Regions from separate parts of the Homo sapiens genome. Here region 1 is linked to region 2. Evidence: chromatin contacts called from ENCODE Hi-C data. All regions are on one chromosome and are shown on one strand. Each heading gives the region's core, a stretch centred on a gene start or an enhancer-like site at or near the end of the contact. The rest is flanking DNA. Distances are from core to core; before and after follow the strand shown. Region 1 holds the start of PUM1 (pumilio RNA binding family member 1). Region 2 holds the start of AIRIM (AFG2 interacting ribosome maturation factor).

Region 1 (3,264 bases), core at 338-2,837, 6.6 Mb after region 2:
TTATCATGATGATCAACCATTTCCTTATCATGTGTATTGCAAATATATATATATGTATATATACGTATATATATGTTTATATATGTATATATGTGTATATATGTATATATGTATATATGTGTATATATGTATATATGTGTATATATATGTATATATGTATATATACATATATGTGTATATATATATATTTTTTTTCTTGAGACGGAGTCTTGCTCTGTCATCAGGCTGGAGTGCAGTGGCACAATATTGGCTCACTGCAACCTCTGCCTCCTGGGTTCAAGTGATTCTCCTGCCTCAGCCTCCCCAGTAGCTGGGACCACAGGCGCCCGCCACCACTCCCGGCTAATTTTTTTGTATTTTTAGTAGAGACGGGGTTTCACCATGTTGGCCAGGATGGTCTTGATCTCTTGACCTCATGATCCACCCGCCTCGGCCTCCCAAAGTGCTGGGATTACAGGCATGAGCCATCGCGCCTGGCCGTGTACTGCAAATATTTTTTATCCATTTGTTCTACTTTGTTGATGGCATCTCTTCTCGTACAGATGTTTATATTTCTTTCAATATTTTCTTTTATGATCTTTTGACTTTGATTCATGAGTATAAACATTTTCCCTCCTCCAATTATAGAGCTTCTCCCCATATCTTCTTCTGGTCTTTTACAGTATTGCGATTTGTCTGTTTTCAATCTATTTTTTTTTTTTTTTTGAGACGGAGCCTCTCCGTGTCGCCCAGGCTCAAGTGCAGTGGCGCGATCTCTGCTCACTGCAAGCTCCGCCTCCCAGGTTCAGGCCATTCTCCTGCCTCAGCCTCCCGAGTAGCTGGGACTACAGGTGCCCGCCACCACGCCCGGCTAATTTTTTTGTATTTTTAGTAGAGACAGGGTTTCACCATGTTAGCCAGGATGGTCTCGATCTCCTGACCTCATGATCCGCCCGCCTCAGCCTCCCAAAGTCCAGGGATTACAGGCGTGAGCCACCGCGCCCGGCCTTCAATCTATTTTGAGTTTAGTTTGAGACAGTAAGACTAAAAGCACTTAACATACATTATTCCACTTAATCCTCCAGGCCATTCTGTTAAGTGGGGGTTATTTTCTTCTTCATTGTACAAATGTGGAAATGGAGGCAGGTCGATTTAAATAAGGCCGCAGAGCTAGAAAGCTGCAGAGAAGGGGTTTGAACCCTGCACCTCTGGGGCCAGGGCAGTGCGGGTGGCCGTCCGCGAACCCTGCTAGCTGTGGTGCTCGGGGGCAAGCTTCCGAGGGCGCGGCGGGCGCGAGGAGCGCGTCCGAGACTCGGTGGAGCGTCACCGGCGCAACCCCGCGTGCCCAGCTCCAGGCCGTGTTCTCCCAGGTGCGGGCCGGCGGGACCCCGCCTTCGGCCCTGGCGGCGCGCGCTCGCCTAGCGGGCGGGCACTCGCGCGCAGCGTTTGTGTTGCCTGCGAGTTTCCCGAGTTCACACAGGCCCTGGGTTGGCATGGCAACCAGGCAACCTGTTCCAGAGCCGCCAGCCTTCTCCGCACATGCCGCTGCCACCGCCGGGGCCGGGGCCGGAGCCTATCCCAGGATGCACCGCGCCAACCCAGTCCCCAGTGGGCCGCCATGTTGTCGGAGTGAAAGGTAAGGGGGAGCGAGAGCGCCAGAGAGAGAAGATCGGGGGGCTGAAATCCATCTTCATCCTACCGCTCCGCCCGTGAGTATCCGCACCCCACCGGCCCCAAACGCTGCTCCGGACCCCTAACGAGCAGATTGTCCCTTCATATTGGTGTTTGAGAGTGGTTGTGGGGGTGAGAAGGGCTTTGGAAAAGCCGCCGGGGCCCTGGCTGAGGCTTCTCACTCGCTGTTCCTCGTACATGTTTTGGAGTCAGCAGCAAGGCCCCTATTGTTATCAAAGGAGGGAGGGGGTGGGGAGCGGGGTCGAAGCTAGGAAAATGCTGGGGGTTTAGGCCCGAGCCCAGGGCGTAGACGTGCCTCTACATTTTTGCCTGGCCCTGTTGGGAACCACCGAAGATTGATGTTGCCATTCGGGTTGCTTTTTTTGATGGGTTTGCGAAGCCCCGAGTCTTCTGTGTGGCCATGAAGTGTAATTCTGTGCCACCCCGATTTCTTCGACTTCTTGAGCTTCCGTGGCAGCGCCGGAGGAGGAGGAACAATAAATCGCTTTAGAAGCAGCCGTGGCCCTTGTCCACAGGCGAGATTCACCGTGGGGGAACTTTGCGAGCCTTAAATGTGGAGAAGTGGCGATCAGGAAGTTTCAGAATGCTTTTTAGGCTCCTGGGTTGCTGTGGCCTTTTGTTTCCGTGTGAGCTTGTGTTTTTGGTGGGTTCTTCCTTTTTGAGCCTCCCGGTGTTGGTGTCTCTCTTCACTCAAAGAGGGGTTCACCCCTTGCTAGTAGGAAAATCTAGATACACAATACTAGTTTTAGTCCTCACAAACATGCTTGGTAAACATAGATCATTTGTTTTACTTGTCAGTACCATTCCCACGTCAAGTGAGGAATACACTCCTGTAACTTTTCCCTCCTATAGCCCCCCCCCCCCCCCCCGCTGAAAAAACAAAGCCAGAAACCCACACACAGCATTACCAGAGAAGGCTTTATTCTCCCGTAACTTAGATTGTTACCTTTTATTGTTCAATTAAGAAAACACTGTTCTCAGCCCTCGATACCATTTTGCTCAATTCCTGTTATTACTGGGATTAATTAAGAATAAGATTTTATGAAGCTTTTCCTGGGTTCTGTTTTAAAGTCAGTTAACTTCTGAAACAATAGGCTTAGCATTTTGTTTCTTGAAAGCACCTAAAAACTTACTAAGACAGGCCCAACCCCAAGAAATGTGGCTTCCGATGCAGTTTTCGTAAGCAAAATAAACATTTTGACCCTTTGCTAATTTTAACTTTATAAAACACTGGGGGGCTGTTGATTCTTTATCTGGGCTCTTGGGAAACGCTCTCCGGATTCTGAACTTTGAGTTAGTGTTTTGCTTTAGCGACAATTGAATTCATTTTGTTCAAGGCCACAGCTTTTTGAAGTTGGAATTTGTTTAGTTTAGGTTTAAAATGAACTGTTTTAAGATAAATTTATGACCACAGAATGTTTGTTAAGTGTGGTAAAAATAAACACCTTTTAAACCACTAAGCATTTTAGTAAAAGGTGAGCCATGGAAATAAAGTAAACCGTGTTCCTTTGAATTCAACTCAATTAGTGATATTTTAAAAAACTTTGTAAACATTTGAAAGCTGTGAAAGAGTAGCTGGACTGAGCACTTCTA
Region 2 (3,319 bases), core at 268-2,767:
TCAGGCCGAACTTCGGGCAAGTGGCGGGTCGGCAGAGACAGAGCAGCCCCGGCAGGGTTTGACAGAGCAAGGGGGACGGAATGATAGAGGAGCAGGGCAGGGGTGCAGGCTTTGGGGGGGGCGCGCTATCCCGCGGCCAGTCTGGGCAGCGAGTGGGGGGAACCCTGTCGTTCCTCGCTCCCCCGCGGGCCGGCCACTCCCGCCCAGTTCGCGTGTTGGCGCCTCGACTGGGTGCGCAGCGCGGGGCTGCGACTTCAGGTGCAAGTAGTGGCGCTTGGCAGCTGGCCACACGGTGACTGCAGCATGAGCCGCGGCCACCAGGCTCCAGGGAGCCCAGGGCAGGAGGCAGCTCTGGGTGTCGTGGCCGTGGGCCTGGGAATGGGCGTGTAGACGGCGAGCCCCGCCGAGCCGCGGTCCTGTCGGAGGTGCTAACTGTGCATCTTGGTATCTGCCCACGGCCACAGGGTTGGATTGCTCAAGAGTTGTGCTGAGACCCAGAAGGCTAGAGGCTAGTTTCGAAGCTGTAGCTCAGGCTGAGTCTCAAGGCGGGCGGCGACTGGACGGCCAGACCGGCGAGCTCTTGACGGGTTTGTGGCCTGATTGTTTGGATTTGGTGCTTTTCACCTGTGGATGCGGTCTGAAGCCATGTCAGAGGGGTTGTGTTTAAGCGTGCATGTTATAGGCTATGGGAGTGATAATCTTGCCTCTCCCCCTCTGAGTTGAGGAACAATCGAAGAAATAAGCAAAGGTGCCAAGCAGGCTCCTGATGGGCACCAGCGAGCTTGGGGACAGAGCAGTCCAAGCATAGAAGTCCTGGCAAGCCTGGACCTTCCTGGAAAGTCCTTTCTCTCTCTTCCACCCTGGTCTGTTGCTCCATATGCAACAAATATTTGAATGTCGCTCTTCCGCCCGAGGTCAGCCCTGGGCAGTGGGTAGTGGGGGTGACACCCCAGTCTGCTGGGTGCCTGAGGATCTCCATCAGTCAGATGGCCAAGATGAGACGGGATGACAACCCGTACCTCATGTAGGCTTTCCCCCTGCAGGTGTTTTTATGCTGCGCAAGTCGGGCTTCCAGCCTCTCGGTTTCAGGGTTTCCTTCACCCTACTCCCCAGTGAGCCCGAACTCCCTGGGCACCTAGGACGTCCACCTGCATTTTAGCCAGAGCTGCCACGTCAGGAGCCCGTGATTTACTAGTTTTTGCCAGTTGGTTGTGATACACAATGTCAAAAGTGTCATTAAGGCACAACCGGAGGCGCAAGATAAGAGGAAAAGACTCCACAGCTAACAGGACATGCCACCACCGCCACCCAATTTAAACTGCCGCAGGCTGACAAATGAGAAGTCGCCGTGTTTGGACGGTCCCAACATCCAATCCCAAGGAAGCTTCAAGCCGAGTGGCCAGTCCACATGTTGGACTACAGTACCCAGAAGTCATTGCGGCACTACGATATATTTTCGCGACTCAGTAGCCAGGCAGGCCCGCGGAGTAGCTTTGTGGGGAGGTCGCGTGTGAGCATGCGCAGAGAGACTGTGGGCGCGTGGTGCAGTCCCTGGAGGGTTCTCACGCTTTGGCTGTCTGGACTTTTAAGTTTTTCCGCTTTTTCAGGAAGGCGACCGGCAGCCTCGGGCAGGGGAGACAGGACTGTATGTCAGAGAAGAGACGGCGCTTGGACGCCAGGAATCCTCTGAAGCAGGAGACTGCCCTATCCAGGTTACCCTTCCCGAGGGGAAACCAGGGTCTCCTTCAGAAAGCTGAGGCAGGCCGGGCGCGGTGGCTCACGCCTGTAATCCCAGCACTTTGGAAGACCGAGGCGGGCGGATCACCTGAGGTCAGGAACCCCGTCTACTAAAAATACAAAAATTAGCCAGGCGTGTTGGCGGGCACCTGTATTCCCAGCTACTCGGGAGGCTGAGGCAGGAGAATTGCTTGAACCCGGGATGCGGAGGTTGCAGTGAGCCGAGATAGCGCCACTGCACTCCAGCCTGGGCGACAGTGAGACTCCGTCTCGAAAAAAAAACAAAAAAAAAACCCTGCTTCTGGAGGTGAGACAACTCCTGTCTGAACACGATAACAGAGATGACGCCCACCCTCGACCCAGTGCCTCCCCGACTGACTTGGCACCCCAACGTGGTTATTTTCTGTTTTTATCTTTTTCAGCAGAAGATGACTCAAGACCGGCCTCTGCTTGCCGTGCAGGAGGCGCTGAAGAAGTGCTTCCCCGTGGTGGAGGAGCAGCAGGGCCTGTGGCAGAGTGCCCTGCGGGACTGCCAGCCCCTCCTGTCCTCCCTCAGCAACCTGGCGGAACAGCTGCAGGCCGCACAGAACCTGCGGTTTGAGGATGTGCCGGCGCTTCGGGCCTTCCCAGATTTAAAAGAGCGGCTGAGGCGTAAGCAGCTGGTGGCTGGTGACATCGTCCTGGACAAGCTAGGGGAAAGGCTGTAAGCAGCTCCCTAGTGCTGTTTCTTGGTGGAAGGATTTTAAAACGAGGTGTTTTATATGTAGCTAGTGTCAGTCCAGAAGGTGTTTTTCTCCTTGAAAGCGTGGCATGTGGAGGTATCTCAACCTTCCTTACTTCATCTGGGGCAGTGGGACCTCGGTCAGAAAGCCATTTTCTGGCATTTTCTTTGTCAGAGACTAGGCATGGCAGTGGTGGGCTTAGTAGAAGTCACAAAAGAAGAAGAGAAAAGGAGCGGAGAAAGCCTATTAGCTCTGCCCTATAGTTTTCTTTGGTAAAAGGCAGTGAGGAGCTGTGTAAACTTAGTAGGTGCTAGAGCTAAGGGGTTTATGTATATTACGTTATAAAGTCTCTTCAACATATCTGTGACTTAACTGCACTTAATTCTATGCAGGTAGGAAACTGAAGCTTAAGCAGATTGCCCATGGTGACGCAGCTAGAAAAGGGTAGAGCTGGGATTCTAACTCAAGTGTGCCTGACACAAAGGCTAGAGCTCTTAATCACCACTTTGTTCTGCTGTAGATTGGTGTCTCTGTGCCCAGGAGTAGCACGTCTCCAAGTTCTGATATGCTTGTTGTCAGACCCAGTGCCTGCGTTACAGATTTTTTTTTTTTTTTTTTTTTGAGACAGGGTCTTGCTCTGTCACTCAGGCTGGAGTGCAGTGGCACAATCACAGCTCATTGTAGCCTCGATTTCCCTGGTTCAAGCGATCCTCCCACCTCAGCCCCCCAAGTACCTGGGACAACAAGCGTGCACTTCCATGCCCAGCTAATTTTAAAATTTTTTGTAGAGATAGGGTCTCACTATGTTGCCCAGGCTGAGAGTTACAGGTTATTGAGGACAGAGGGGAGACAGGGCATGT

Evidence for each region. Hi-C counts contacts between places; a loop is a spot of excess contacts on that map. Pooled maps may share reads with other maps.
Region 1: a loop to region 2 is called in a pooled map, with 23 times the contacts of the local background. The contact joins the promoter of PUM1 here to the promoter of AIRIM in region 2. A Hi-C loop is called at or near these places in 5 of 50 pooled maps.

The regions. Positions count from the first base shown.
Region 1 is chr1:31,064,040-31,067,303 of GRCh38, reverse strand. PUM1 (pumilio RNA binding family member 1) reads left to right here and starts at 1,587. Exons shown (of 22, transcript NM_001020658.2): 1 at 1,587-1,688. RefSeq lists a silencer at 1,281-1,500 and enhancers at 829-1,743, 1,611-1,930.
Region 2 is chr1:37,688,727-37,692,045 of GRCh38, reverse strand. AIRIM (AFG2 interacting ribosome maturation factor) reads left to right here and starts at 1,517. Exons shown (of 5, transcript NM_001350770.2): 1 at 1,517-2,044; 2 at 2,163-2,440. The coding sequence starts at 2,166. RefSeq lists enhancers at 1-278, 279-789, 1,355-1,544, 2,125-2,184, 2,255-2,364 and silencers at 227-396, 417-476.